Regions from separate parts of the Homo sapiens genome. Here region 2 is linked to region 1. Evidence: chromatin loops called from intact Hi-C (ENCODE). Cell type or tissue: tibial artery. All regions are shown on one strand.

Region 1 (8,000 bases):
TGCTTCTCCTGGGCCTTAGAACCCTCATTACTAAGATGATGGCCTCAGTAACCACAAAGTCCTTTTCTGTTTTTATAGATAGTGATTCTGTGGAAAGTATGAGTACTTCCCCCACAGAACTCTGAAGTGTTTACAGTATGGGCTTCTCTGGGTTAAGGCACCGAAGACTATCACTAGACTGTGACTTTTATGCAAAAGGAAGTACATTAAATCTATATGTACCATTAACCCCTCACTAGTCATTTGTTTTGCTTATTCATATGATTATATCATCATTTCCTCCACTGACAAATTAGTTACCATTTACTGTGGGGCACATAAGTGTGAGGCATTTTACCAGGTAATGACGATGAAGCTATGACAGCCTAGAGTCTCAGCTCAAGATGCTAGTTGAGGGGGCAGAGGTGGGCATGATGTGGGAATGTGATAAGAGGTATGCATGAGAATTCGTGTATTTGTTTGACCCCATTCATCAGAGATCAGAGTCATCATCATCCATTAGCAAGTTTTGCTATGCAAAGAGCAGGGGTTTAGAATCTCAGGACATGTGTTGAGATGGCAAGCTCTTTTACCCTGATAAGTCTTTCTCCATGCTAGACTGTATCAAATTATGTTCCATTTCAAGGAACAAAAAACTCAACTCAAAATGTCATAAGCAAAAGGAAAATATGTCATAATGTAAGAGTTACTCTGTTAAGATGGACCTGGGCTGGGCTAATTTTGTAGCTCAGTGATATCAACAAGGGTTTTTCCATCTCTGTTCTCTGCATCCTCTGAATGTCACCTGAATCCCTCATGCTGACAAAATAGCTGCCACTGCTCTAGGTATTAACGTCCAGCAGAAGAGGGCTATCTTGTCCTTGTGCCTTTTTTTTTTTTTTTTGAGACAGAGTTTTGCTCTTCCCTCTTGTTGCCCAGGCTGGAGTGCAATGGCATGATCTCAGATCACCACAACCTCTGCCTCCCGGGTTCAACTGATTCTTCTGCCTCAGCCTCCCGAGTAGCTGGGATTATAGGCCTGTGCCACCACACTGAACTAATTTTGTATTTTTAGTAGAAACAGGGTTTCTTCTCCATGTTGGTCAGCCTGGTCTTGAACTTCCAACCTCATTTTTCTTTAAGAGAGAAGACAATTCCAAGTAGCCCCTCAACAGACTTTCAGTCTTGTCTGTTGGCAAGAACTTATTCACAAGCCTACTTGTAAACCAGCCACTTAAAAAGGAACTGGGAGTACCAGAATTGGCTTAGGCTAATTGAGATTTATTCCTGAATAGTTGGAAGGTCACCTTTGCTGGAGGAGTGGGTGCCTGAACACAAGTGCAGTCCTATTAGTAAGCCAGGACCTTCAGCTCCTCAGTTGAAAGGGAAATAACTATTCTACTTTTGCAAGACCGTTGTGAGTATTAAAATCATGTAGCAACATTTCGAACATTTTAAAGCACTCACAGATATAAGGCACTATTATCCCTCTACTATAAAGCAGAGATTCTCAAATTGAGTGAGGATCAGAGTCCCTTAGATGGCTTGTTAAAACAGATTTCTGGGCCCCAGAGTTTCTCATTCAGTATGTCTGGGTGAAGTCAGAGAATTCCTTTGTCCAAAAAGGTCCCAGGTGCTGCTGCTGATGGTGGCTCAGGATCATGCTTTGAGAATCCGTGTTCCAGACTATGAGTTTCTTGTGCGTAAGGACCATGTCTTATTTCTGTTTACATCTCTAGCACTTCAGTGCCTGGTGTGCACAGTAGATAGTGAATAATAACAGCTAATCTTTATTCTATACTGAGCACATTATTAATTCTTTTACATGGATTTAATGTGGGGAAAGAGGCACACCCCCACTGCCCTGGTCCACTGCTTTTCCTTTTCTTCCTCCTCCTTCTCTTCTTACTCTAGTTTCTTCCTAATCATGTATCTTTCCTTGTCTTTTTGTCCTACACGAATTTAACAAAGTAAGGACCTTTAATCCTTACTGTAACATCATGAAGGAGGTACCATTATTACCCCTATTTTACAGATGGATAAAGTGAGGCATAGATGCAGAAGACTAGTAAATGTGAAGCCAAGATTCGAACTCAGATTTATGTCATTCAAGAACCTGTGCAATTAACTAAAACTTTATTCTGAATGTAAGTGGTTGCTGATTGTTTGTTGAATGAATGCATATAAGATTCTAAAGGAAGGACAAATAACACAGTTGTATGCCAATGAGTTAAAAAAGACAAGGCAGAGCTAAAGCATGGGCCAACTCCTTGGGAATGTAGTCCAGGAAAAGCCCTTGACACTGGGGATCCTGGGCAGAAAAGTAGCAGGCAGCACAGCAGGCCCCCTAGGGAGGGAAGATCCTCAGGGAGGTAACTCTAACCAAGGGGAAACAGCTTACACTCAGGAGCTCCAGTTCACCTCCCTTACTCATTGGCCTTGGCTTATCTTTCACTGACACAGCAGCCCTGCATGAGATGTGATGAAAACATAAGAGCACCAAGGGGCCTCATTCTCCCCATTTTCCACCCTCGGCTGTCCATGCATTGCAGGGAGAATTCTGAGCATGCATCCCTTGATGTGAAGGAAGCCTCTTTACAGATGTGCATTCACTCTCTAAGTCACCAGGGTACCATTTGGTAAATTGCTGCTGCAAAGCAGTGAATAGTACCCTGGTGGCCTCACAGACTGACTGTATCCCTAAAAGTGTTTAATTTATCTCTGGGGGGAATTTACACCCTGGGAAAATCTGCTTAAATGTACAAATGAATCTTCTAACCAGCCAAGATTGAAGATATCATAAAATAATAAAGCCAGAAGGCACTCCCTGAAAGCAACAGGTTCATCCCTCTCCTGGCACACACTCACTACACAGTCTCAGGCGGGTGGATGTCCCTGGTGATTTCAGAAGAGCAGAGGAAGGAGGTTCCAGGATGTCATTCCACCTCTCTGATCCTCAGAATATTTTTGCTCACCTCACTTAAATCCCTTCAGCAGTAGCTTCGGCTCATTTCAGTCTTCTCAGCCCCCAGTGAAGATGGAGGACAGATGATCAGCAGCACCCTCTGAGTAAGAATGTTCTTAAGCATGATGACAGCCAGTAAACTTCTAGTAGGTCTAAACCTTTTAGGGTTAAGCCCGAGTTTAATGACTTTTCTTTCCATTCCTTGATGTAAAATTAAAATGCCAAGAATCACTCTCTCATTGGACAATTTCAATAGCATCTCAATCAGGATAGACTACGTCACAAGGTTGTAGTCACCAACCACCAACTCTTAATAGCTTATAGCAACCGAGGTTTGGGTCTTACTCACACCAGTGTTCGCTGCAGGTCAGCAGTGTGGGCTCTGCTCTTCACAGTCATATTTCAAACATTATTGGTCACTGGACCAGTGGGAAATCATGCATGGACTCTTGCAGCTTTCACCTGGAGGTGAGAGTTGTCACTTCTATTCACATTGCATTAGCCAAAGCAAGTCACATGGGCTCACCTAACTCAAGAAAGCAGGTAAGGGAAATCCTAACATGTTCCCAGAAGGGAGCATGGGAAATACTTGGTAAATCAGCACTAATGACAACCACAAGGAACATTCCTGTGTGGGAACTTCTTTGAAAAGGTATTTTACATCACATACCTGGAAATACCTGGAAAAAAAGTTCAATGAAGTTGTGAGCATGTATATGCAACAGGAAGATGAATCTCCAGTTCTGTATTTTTACTAGCACATGCACTTTTGGGGGGAGCTATGTCTATTACAAAAAATTAATATTTCCATCTCATGTAATAGGAACACATTCAAGGGGCAGTAGAGGAGGAGAGAGATGTAAATTCAAATGAGCTAGTGTCTGATTCTATACTACACATTGAGAGTAAAAAATGAATTAAGAAACTGTCCCTAGTCTTAAAGAACATAGAGTCCATCAAGGAGATAGTCAAATTAATACTTAAATTCACTATAATGCATTATACCATAATGGGTAAATATACAAGTTTTGGGATCAAAAAGACCTGAATAGGCATCCCAGTTTCTATCTACTCAAGTGTCTTCCTCACAGATTGTCCATAATCAGAGTGGCCTTCTTCAGAGGGCTTCTGAGAATTAAAGTAGGCAATCTATGTAAAACATTTATAGCACATATTAGAGAAATGCTCAAAAGAACATTTTATTGGAATGAAGTTTCAGTCCATTACAGGAGCACAAAGGGGCCTTAGGCTAGGGCACTAGGGATGGTTTCCTGAAGAAAAGTGGCTCCTGCATTGTGTTTCGAAAGGTGAATAGGGTTTAGTTAAGGAAAAAAGGAAGTTAGAGGCCTTCATAGCAGTAAAGATAATGCAGCCATGGTCCGGGACCTAAATCAGAACCAAGACATAGCTGGGTTCAAACCCCTGTTTTGCTATTTTTTAGCTATGTGACCATGGGTAAGTAATGTCAACCCTCCAAGGCTCCGTTTTCTGATATATTCCTCATGGGGTTGTTATGAGTATTACAGTTCCAGCTAGCATTTGATTAACTGTATATGCAATAAATAAAGGCTTGAACTTGTGCAAGAATGGAAACATGAGATGCCAGTGCTTTTGCCTACACTACATTTTTACCAGTGCCTTGGATTTATAACAAAGAGCATGAGCTCACTGCCATTATTCCATGCACAGAAAATGTAAGAGAAAGGCAGTTTCATTGGCCAGGGTTGAGGGCAAGAGCGAGGAATAGAGCTTTGTGTTTGTTTTTTGTTACAAGTGGTAGGGTTCCTGTTAGCAAAGGAAGATAATTGACTTATAGTTTCCACCAAACTTAAGCTGCTTCAGTTTGTGCCAGATGAAAATTAAATAACTAGCAAGGAATGCTCAACTCCAACATCCTCAGCCAACAGCCTGTTTCTCTATAAAGATGGGCCCCCAGGGAATGGAGATGGATGTAACTGCAATTAAATAGGTGCATAAACCTTGCAGAGAGCTGTCACCGCAGTGCCAGAGCTTGGCTGGGATCTATTCTAGAGCATTCATCACCCCCATTCATGGTTTGCTCCAAGGGAAAGTGCATCAAAATGGTGGTGAGCATTCCCAGATCTGCCCATTCTTAAAAAAATAAAAGTCCAATAAAAATGTCATTCTAAAATGTTGTCCATGAAAGATGATTGTTTCAGAAAATATAGTAGAGAGGGTCTGATGTTTCTTTTAAGGTTTCAAAGTCATAGGCCCCAACCAAAGATGTGAAAAGATATATATTTTATCACCTTACCTGAAATTCTCACAGTCACTACTATCTTGCCTGTAAATAGAAATGTAGGCCTCCTATGCACACTTATTGAGTATTTACTGTGTTCTATACCCAGTGTCAAGTTCCGTGCATGTAATACTGAGTAAAATATAAGCCCTCCCTGTGGCTTTACATAATTCAAGACTAGGTTCAGCTCTACATAAAAGAAATCTATTCAAAACAATGTTTTAAACTACCTAGAAGTTAATTCTGTTTCTTGGATAAAAGAAGAGGAGCATGAAGTTGAGGACTGACATCCCAGCTCCATGAAGTCAGGAGCCCTGACTACTCCTGTCTTGTTGCTCTGGCCTCTTTTACATGATACCATACAGTACAATATGGCTGCTTTAGCTCCAGCCATCACATTCACATCTCAGTAATCAAAAAAGAAGTAAAGGCAAGAATATTAATGCTTCTTTCCTTTAAAGACATTTCACAAAACCCAGATACTTCCGAGTTTCAAGGAAAGCTAGTAATTATATAGTTTTTATTCTGGGTTGTCACGTACTCAGCTAATAATTGGGAGTTCTGTTACTAAGGAAGAAGGCAAAAACTGATATTGAAGGACAATTAACAGCTTTGCCACAGGATTAAAAATCTTGCTTTTTTTCTTTTCTGCATTGTCTTATTTATAACCAAACCACTGAAGTAGCACCATTCTCCTCCAAGAAGAAGAAAAAGCCCTAGGCACAAGTGTATTACAGGAAGAAAATTGTCTTGATTTTTACTATCTTTCAGATTAATAACAGCTGAAAGTTTTGTATGAAAACCACAATGGGAAAATATAAAAATATCAGAGATATTTTAAGGATGTCCCTCCAGGAGATCATTGTTTAACCTCTTGGGGAAAAATAAGTGTAGATGTTTACTTCATGCTGTAAATAAAAACAAAATCCCTGAAGATAAAAAATTCAAATACGAAAAACATGAAGTATTCCACAAGTAAATTTAGGGTGTTATATATTTAATCTTGTGGTGAATAGGGTCATAAACAGATCACACACACATATATCACACACACACACACATACACACAAATATATACATGCAACACCATGCACAGAGATGACGTACTAGGTAACGTATTTGAAATGGTAATATAATAATAGCCTAATGTAAGAAAATGATGAAAACTCCAAGTGTAAAAACGACAAAGGCAATTTACCAAATAATTACATTTAATTTACATGAGTTTAAACATAATTTTGCCAAAAACAAATAAAAAGGAGATAAAAATCCCAAGGAAAATAATTGGAGTTATTCTACCCACTATTCCACTCAATAAGCCTAAACTCTAGATTGCACTTGTAATAAGAGATGAGGACCTATCTCTTGTCTCTGTACTTCATGGACAACGTAAGGGATCTTTGAGAGTCATTTGAACTGTATCTGATCTTTTGCTTTAAGGGCTGTCTTTAAAATCTAAACGTCATGTGGAATGTAACATCTCTTTACCCAGAACTGGTGAGGAATGGGGGAGATGGACTTTCTCACTCACAGCTGGTGGGAAATAGAAGCTGATAGAAGCTTTCTTGATGATAATTTGGCAATGCAATGCGTGAAGTTCAACAGCCTGGGAGGTGTTTGAGAACTGTAGCTTGTTCAACAGGCATGGGGACAGACTGTTGGCAGAGCTGAATAACAACTTAGTGAAGCATTTCAAGAAATTAGGCTTGCTAGTTGGCCACATTTAACCATTTTCTTATTATGCATCTCAATAGAGATATAGGTCTATAAACCAGCGTTTCTTCAGGGAGTCCTGAGAATCTGGGTGGTCTTTGATAGTCTTTAAAGGGTTCTCCAGGTCTTTTCATGGTTTCAGAGGGAAAAAGGCTTAAAGAAATTCTGTTTATATATGTTTGAAATGTGAACTTCATTATGATCTTCTAGAAATCTATAGTGCTAATAACCATTACATTCTTAAATGTTGGTTATGCACTAGTAAAATTGCATTTGTTACTCTGTCTTGACTAATTTCAGATAATCAGTGTACTTAACATTGGTTAAAACCTTTTTCTGTCTCCTTTGGGTTATAATTTTATTTGTTAAATTTGAATTTATTGTTGTTACTATATTGTTGTATCATATTCTCAATGAACTGAAAGGATCAATAATTCAGAAGTCACTGACTGAAGTATGTGAGTAGTGATAACACAATTCAAAATAATGTGTAAAACATGAATTGTGGGCTGCTCCAGGGGACTGCTCCAGTGCAAATTGTGGGCTGCTCTGTGAATTCACATTCAAAAAGATGTGAATCTCTGTGTGCTGAGACACCTGTATTTGCAAGTGCGATGGCTTTTCATACACAGTCAAGAAAGAAAAAAGGGAGTAGGAAGAACTACGATGAATCTGAAAATTAGATTTTATTGAGCCAGCCAGCTATTCATTCTCAATTCTAAGTGTTTTTTTCTGATATGGAACTGCCAAATCGTGGCATGAAACCACCACATTAAAAAAAAAATTCTCTCTAAATACAGCCACTTCTCTAGTAAATAAATTTATATTTTCCATAATAAGCACAAAATAATGTTTTCTAGCATGAAATTGATGAACATTGTTGCTAAAGGCAAACAAGAGACCAAAACTACAGAAGCATCCTTCAAAGTCACACTCCTTATAGCATAAAAAGGAAAGAGTGTTACTCCTGAGAAGCTTAGGAAATGACACCCAATATAACATATATTACACTTAGAGAAAGAAGACAAGCTATTGGTGAAATTCCGTTATCAAATGAGACAGATGGACATAGCATAACAACAG
Region 2 (8,000 bases), 560 kb before region 1:
AAACACGAGCGATTCATGAGTCAGCACCCTTGATATTTCAGGATGATTTATAGGTAGCAGGTGACAAATAGAACTAAGCAACATTTGGCACAGAAGTCCTGATAAAGATAGCATAAATGTATGCTTTGATGCAAACAACACTATCTCCATTTCAGAATTACTACATTTTGAATCCTTTATGCTGCATTCTTCTTGGGAGACGTTCTTGAGACTAAGTAGGCTCAAAGTCATAAAACTGTTGAAAACATTTAGCCTGTGACTAAGAACTGTGGTAAACCTTGAAATTTTTTTTTCTTTCAAGTTATTAAGGGAACTATTTAACCCTCCTTTGGAAAGTAAAAGTTGTTGAAAAATTTGGCAGCCACATCAGACCTATTACTTAGCTAGGGAACATGTCGTACGGGGAAGAAATCTGTTGTGAAAATCCACGGCAGACATTTTTTAAAAAGTTGGTTCCGAAGTTGTGAGCCAAGACCAAAATCACACACTTGCTCCCCCCAACACTTTCCAAAGGACTTATTTAGGGAAGTTGAAATTACATAGCCCAACTCAAATTCTTCTCCCCGACCCCGCAACTTTTATTGAGGAAAACTATTGTTTTGTTTGTTTGTTTGTTTGTTTGTTTGTTTTAAATCATGTTTGAGTTGGCTTCACAAAGTGAAGTTAGAACCTTCTAAAAAAATCCTTGAAGACTGTCTCACATGAAAACTACAAAAGTGTTCTAGAATTTTTTGAAATAACCTTTATCGTGGGAAGGGAACTTCCCCCAGCAGCAGCAGGGAGTAAAGTTTAAAATCTGAATACAATTTGCAACTCCAGCTCATGACACCAGCACCAATAAATTGATACATTAGTGCACTTTCAGCATTATGAGAGATATATGTGTATTTTCCTTAGGAAATAGTGCTTTCTGTAAAATCACTTTGAAGAGAAAGTGCTTAGGCTGTCTCTCCTGATTATTCAAAACCTCCACACAATTGGATTTAATACAGCCCAAAACGACCTATCTATATTCGCTGAGTGTGGAACTATTTTCTCTTGACATCCAAAGGCCTGATGAAAATACCACTGCTTTGACTTTTCTACTTAAATTTATTATACAGCGTGATGCAGTGTTCTCATCAAATATTTTCATGACGATTACATTGATAATAGATTTTGAAAATCTTCCCAAGAAAGCTGCTTGATCTCGGAGGTCGCAGTAGCTGGCATGGAGCTAAAACTTTTCATTATCTGTCTCCAGGAGGAAGCATGACTTTGGCAACAACACAATCTCTCGGTCCCTCAGTTTTGTTTAACTGTCAATTAATAATCAATATAAATAACTGGGAGCTACACTTATATTGGAGTTGCCAGATTTAGTAGATAAAATACAGGCTACCCAGTGAAATTTGAATTTCTGATACTAATTTGTAGTTTATCTTACATTCAAATTTAACTGTGCATTCTGTATTTTATATGGCAGCCTTAACCTATACAAGAAGAATGTAAATTATATTTATTATAGCCAATGAAGATATACCAATCAATTAATAAACACATTTTTATGGAGAAAAGCTTAGAAGACACACTCCTGACACAAGAGCAATATTTGTTAAAATTGCATTACAACTGCTTAATTATGGAGATACGACTGTGCATGATATTTAATTTTTTTTAACCTAGCCATTCTGAAGACAGAAGTCTATTTCCCTAGAGAAAGTGAACAAACAAAAACAATACAAACACACAAAAGGCAAATTTAATGAAAAAAATCAGAAAATGTATTGGAATTCTCTTTGATCCTCTGAAACCTAATTTCTCCATAGAAGCTCTAGTACTTCATAGTAAATGATTCCATAGAAGTACCAAAAAAAGCAGAAAACATCCTTTTCATTTCACAGATGGGGAAACTGAGGCTCAGGAAAGTTTAATTGGCATAATAAGACATTTCTCTGTGGAAAGTTATATTAAACTGGAAGTACACTCATGGCAAATCTTTAAAAACACTAGTGTAGATGTACCCTCAAAAGAGTAAATACTCAAAAAAGTTTTACTCCTTGGAGCATACCACTCAGCAGTCAGCTCTGTAAATAATTTAAACCTATGGGAGTGCCCTCAGCCATATTTAAACCAGGAAGACTCATCCTGAGTTTGGGTGAAAGATGTACTCAGATGCTGATGCAAACACACAGAAACCACAGTCCCTACTACTAGAAGAGCATATTGAATTGAATCTAGAATGTTCCGGAATATTCTAGAACATAGTATTCTGCCAGGAATCCAGCTGACCGAATTACCCACACTTGCCCACCTTAGGCCTTCATTCGCAGCAGGCATGTGTGCCTGGGTTTGTTACCAGCAGCCATTTTCTCACCCTTAAATGAGGGATGGGTCTCCCCTTTTCTTTTTCTCATTTTCCTAGAGGTTACAAGATTCCTGTTTTTCTCACCAGGAGGAGAGGTCAGCCTCAGTGAGCTCATAGCAGTCATACATTGCCAGTGTTTTTCCTCAAGTGGAAGGAGAAAGGCCTTCAGAAAAAAAATCGTATGCAAACCTAGTGCTACCACCAGCAGTAGCTCTGAATCGAGATTTTTGGGAGAATTAGGCTTACTAAAGATAAACTACAATAAGTCTCAAGGAAGCAAATAATTCTGATTCTAATGAGGAATCCAAGAATAAAGGCAGCTCTTAAGGTAACTAGATCTGGAGTCAAGCTGACCTGAGCTTGCGTGTATAGCCCATTTTCCTGCTTCTAGGTTGAGAGACCTTGAACAAGTTACTTAACTTTTCTAGTCCTGAATTTCTTGGTTTTTAAAATTGTATACAATCATGATGACACTTAAAAGACTGTTGTGAAAATTAAAGGAAATAAGGATGTATGAAGAGCTTTACAAATTGGGAAGTGTGACACAAATGACTTTGGTAAGGGGTGAGCAACTCACATAGTATTAGTTTAACCAAACTGAATTACCATGTGATAGTGAAAGCTATGCCATTGCTACTCATGATGTCCCTCAGTTTCATACTGACTCATGGCCTAGGACTCTGGTTTTCAGACCAAGTACTCTGACTAGAAAATATCCTCATATTTGATGGAAGACAGCATGAGACGGAGAACCAAGTTCCTTAAAGTAAGTGTACTCTATTCTAGATCCCAAGCTCCATTCGCTTTACTCTCTAAAGTCTAGAGAAAGAGCCTGGTATGGTGGTGGGTACCCGTAATCCCAGCTACTCGGGTGACTGAGGCAGGAGGATAGCTTGAGCCCAAGAGTTCAAGTCCAGCCTGGGCAACACAGTGACACCCAGTCTTAAATTTAAAAAAATAAACAAAAGGAAGCTGCCTACTCACTAGCAAGTGGCTGCATTATCCAAGTGGGCTGCTGATCAGCACAGGCAAGGACTTTGGTCCCCACTACCGAAGGGCATCGAACCAAGTCCAGCTGTTGTGCAGGTTTTGATTCACTTCCAAATGACTGGGAAGAACACCAAGATCCTTCCCCAGAGATTCACAAACAGACCACGAGCAGGGTAATGCTCTCTACAGAGATAGGGACTTGATAGAATTGTGGTGAATGACGGGGTGGAACCAAGTTTCTAAACCTAAAATACACATACACCCTGCGCCCAAAGTGAACACGGTGGATGACTTGGGCAAATAATTTAGCTTCTCTGGGTCTTAGTTTTCTTATATGCAGAATGAGGTAGTCAGTGACATTTTTTTTCTTCCAGACAGGTTCTCAGTGTGTTGCCTGAACTGGAGTGCAGCGGCACCATCATAGCTCGCTGCAGCCTTGACCTCCCAGGCTCAAGCCATCCTCTCACCTCAGCCTCCCTAGTAGCTGGAACTACAGGCATGTGGCACCATGCCCAGAGAATTTTTACTTTTTTTGTAGAGATGGGGGTCTTGCCATGTTGTTCAGGCTGATCTTGAATGCCTGGCCTCAAGCAATCCTCCTGCATCAGCCTCTCAAAGTGCTGGATTAAAGGCGTAAGCCACCTTGCCCAGCCAACATGATTTCTTAATTTCCCTTCCAGTTCATCAACCAATGGCTCCTTGCCCTGCTTCTAAGCTATCAAGCCAAACCACATCTTTCCAAGCAACAGGCTGTCAGATCTATTTCTCACTGTAAGAAATCCAATGTGGCTCATAATCAAAGGTAACCCCCTGAAACTTTTTTCTTCTTGCCTTTAACAACCAAAGAAGAAAAAAGACAGTGCCCACAAAAGGTTATATAAGTAAAAGATGCACTTTTCTTGGGAGATCTTTAAAAATTATCTGGGCTAGAGAAAAATGGCACCTTTTGATAAAGCTGTAAGACTCCTTCTATTTTACCCAGATACACATACACACACACACACACACACACACACACGGCAGGTGTATTTCCAGATTTCCAGGTAATGCTTGAGCACAATTTCTAACTTAACAATATGACAGAAGTTTTAAATTGCCAATTAAACCCCTAAAACTAAGAGGGCTAAAAGGCCCCAAAATATTCGGTCCAAAGCAAAGTTGAGCTTCTAATACAGCAAAAATGCTTGACTCTCTTTAACTGGCCATGCTTCAAAGTAAAGCAAAGGAAATGTCATGAAAATATCACAGATTTAGCCCTGCCATGGTTATCAGTAGGGAAGTTTCATTATAGTCATCCCAGAACAGAGCACTTCAGGAATGTAAGCTGGTATTTCCCGTCAGTGCCAAATCTTGGACCAGTTAACTTTCTTGACTGACTTCTAATTGTCTCTTGGTTTTTAGGAAATTGTCTGGGTATCCAGTTAATTTTACTTTTTTTTCTTTTTTTTTTAGTAAGAGGTGGCATTTTTCCTCTTCCCAAATTTTGCAATTACCAAACCAGCATTTCCAGAGGCCTTGTATCCTGGACAAGGCCCTAGACTTGATGCCACTCTGCCACTTTGCCAGTATTCAGCCTGTGTGTCTTCTTTTGTCCTCTTTTGCAACGAGAAAACAACTTTTGAGATAGAGATATTATAAACATGAAAAAATTCTGTGTTAGCATTAAAAAACGAACAGGCTGGTCATGGTGGCTCACGCCTGTAATCCCAGAACTTTGGGAGGCCGAGATGGGTGGATCATGACGTCAGGCATTTGAGACCAGCCTGGCCAACATAGTGAAACCCACAGTCTCTACTAAAAATACAAAAAATTAGCCAAGTGTGGTGGTGGGTGCCTGTAATCCCAGCTACTCGGGAGACTGAGGCAGGAGAATCACTTGAACCTGGGAGGTGGAGGTTGCAGTGAGTTGAGATCACGCCACTGCACTCCAGCCTGGGCGACAGTGCGAGACTCCATCTCAAACAAACAAACAAACCACTCAAAACCATGCCATGTAGATTTCCTTTTATTTTAAAAATATGTCAATATTTTTACTTTGCAAGTGAATGTGGCAGGGAGGAAGAGATGTGTTGAGTGATAATGAACAAAGTCTTGAATTGGCCCAACTCATGTCTCTACACCAGGCTTGCACATTGACTCCTCCTTTAATTCCTAGAAAAGCAGGGCTCCAAATCTGAAGGCTTTCACAAGATTTATTCTCCCTCCCTGCAAGATGTCTGAGTTAAAGAAGACACCTATTATTTAAGCTATGAGCGCTTGGGCAAATATAGCTTAACTTCTCTGAGCCTTTCTTTTCTTATTCCATAAAATGGGAATAAAATTCTTAGGACTAGGTTTATAGTAAAATGTAAGATAATTCACGTGGGGCACAGGATATAGTACCTCTTTCCTACTAAAGTATGTTTCTTATTGCATACACCTTGTGAATCCACTTTATATTAGACAAACAGAGAGACAACCCTTGACTGGACATAGGCAAAACCCATTAATCCTGTTATTAAACGGGATAATCCGGGAAGGCAGCATTGGAGAGCTAAGGAAAGAATTTTCCAAATAAAACCCAAACACTTAACCCACTCCCTGCCACATTCTCAACAAGCATGCTGCAAAGGCTGTGGTCTCCTGGATCCGCTGTGCTCTCCTTACTTCTTTTTGACTTCCTCATTGTGAGGCGCTAGCAGTTAAAACGGCAAATTTACACGCAGTGCATGAACACTAGCTAAGAAACGAGGCCTAGAATTTAGGCTTCTTTTTTGAATAGCTAATAATTGTTTTCTAAAGAAAAAATATCACTTTGTGCTGGCCTTATGTCCCCCTCCTCCTCAATCCTGAGTTGTCCCAGGAGACTGCTCCATTCTACACATAGTCAAAAAGAAAATCTATGCACGAGGCGGATCCGGAACACAGCCCGAGTAGGGCCTCGCCAAACAAAATGATGTTACAAAACAATGTCCTTGTCTAGGACAAAAGAACTATTAATGATAATCAGTACATATTACTGAAAGTGCTCCAAGTAATCTTTGGACTTTGTTTCAAAAATTCTTAATGGACACTAATGCTTAGAGTTCACTCAAAAGAGAAATAAATTATGTGCCAGGGTTGCAGGGACCAAGGACAACACGTGGAAGGCATCAAAGCATTAGCAATGTTACGACAATCAAACATTTTGTAATTGCATAAAAAGCCTTTAAAAATCATTTAGATATACTAATTATGAACATTAATAATACTATAATGGGAGGTTTCTTTTATGTTCGATTTGAGCCTAGGTTGAGCTGTTTCGGCAATAATATTTCAGCTCTTTTACCAACCAAGGTGCTTTGGACGCCATGAAAAATATTCCATTTTAGTTTGAAAAATGGTTATGGGAATGGATAAGAGGAATTTTTCCTGTTTTTTGAATTCAAAAAAAAAATTTGTGATTGCTCTCCATCTCTAGGTCATATTTCCTGACATTAGTGCCCAGAAATATCTTTTAATTTTGGACAGGCAGACCAGAAGTATGCCCTCTTTCAAGTCCTGCCTTTATCTTTAACAAAACAGTTCCAAGGACAAAGCCTCATTCCGGGTTCCCCAGCAAAGGCAACATAAAGAGACCATCAGTCTATCAGAGAAAGAAATCTTCAGACAAAACTTATTTGGGAAACATCCCTCTTCTCAGAGATTACTATTCAATGCACTACGAAAAGTCCATATGTAAGGAGGGCAATTTCTCTTGTTATTTACTCGTCCCAAAGTATGATTAGTACTTATGTATAGTAAGAATCATAAGAAGCCTTATTTTTTCAAATTGATTTCCTTTTATTGAGTGTCTGTATGGAAGATGATGCTATCCATTCGATATTACCTGGTTGATTTAAATTTGATCTTGGAGCTCTGAGGGCAGAGGTGTGAACTGATATCAACACTTTCAGCTTAGCCTTCTAGAATTGAGCAGTTTTATCTTCTAAGTGAATAATTCAGCTCAGGTAAACATCAGCAGCTTACACCATGCTTTTCCAGAAATGCTTTACTTTATGTGCCTCTGCAATCTGTTAAATCTGTTTATCTTTGTCACTCATATGGGCAGGTACGGAAGTGAACTGTCTGTGGGTGACTTGCCTGGATGCCGGCTATAGCTGCAGCCCCCAAAGTCGAAGCTACCAGAACAGGTTGGATGAGGATGGCCCAAAGATTATGGAGTTGCTGGCCCCAAAGCAAGTCAGACACTATGGGAAGTTTGCATGAATCATGCCCTTGGATAGACAACCTAAATCATACCTCATCGAGCATGGATCCTGGTCAGCATACCAAGTCAAGGCAAGTAAAGACTGAAGAAATATCACCTGGTCTGCAGCTCCCCCCAGAACGAAGTCTGCTACTGATGGCAGAAGCATAGATAGACCAAGGGTATCACTATGTAATGATGGAAGAAGGAAAAACCCCATGCATTCACTCATGTCTTGAATCACCTAGAGAAGAGAGGGAATCTGCCAAAGTGGACACAATAGAAATTCAGTTCTAAATTTGGAGGAAATGAGGCCCACTCTCAGATAAGATGAAAAGTAAAAGCCCTAGGATCCAATGGGGTATTAAACAAATATTTAAAAGTAGAGAGGTGGTGACCAGTTATTTCCTGATATATAGAATACCATGGGTCCATAAAGAATTTTTTAGAGTATCA

The links. A loop is a pair of places that touch in the nucleus more often than their neighbours do. Peaks named below come from ENCODE experiments on the same cell type or tissue, not always from the same donor. Only the 100,000 strongest peaks of a DNase experiment are listed, where the experiment ranks them.
Region 2: a loop joins it to region 1, with 9 times the contacts of the local background. A loop is called at or near these places in 1 of 110 quality-filtered maps.

What each region holds. Positions count from the first base shown.
Region 1 is chr15:61,244,062-61,252,061 of GRCh38, forward strand. No RefSeq gene overlaps it. Among named protein-coding and RNA genes, the nearest start is that of RORA, 19 kb to the left of the region's middle. In tibial artery, no CTCF peak of the experiment used is centred here; no DNase peak of the experiment used is centred here; H3K27me3 peaks cover 448 bases.
Region 2 is chr15:60,679,321-60,687,320 of GRCh38, forward strand. All of the region lies in intron 1 of RORA (RAR related orphan receptor A), which reads right to left. It overlaps RORA-AS2 (RORA antisense RNA 2), which reads left to right and starts at 2,249. Exons shown (of 2, transcript NR_120319.1): 1 at 2,249-2,675; 2 at 7,407-7,929. In tibial artery, no CTCF peak of the experiment used is centred here; no DNase peak of the experiment used is centred here; H3K27ac peaks cover 1,060 bases.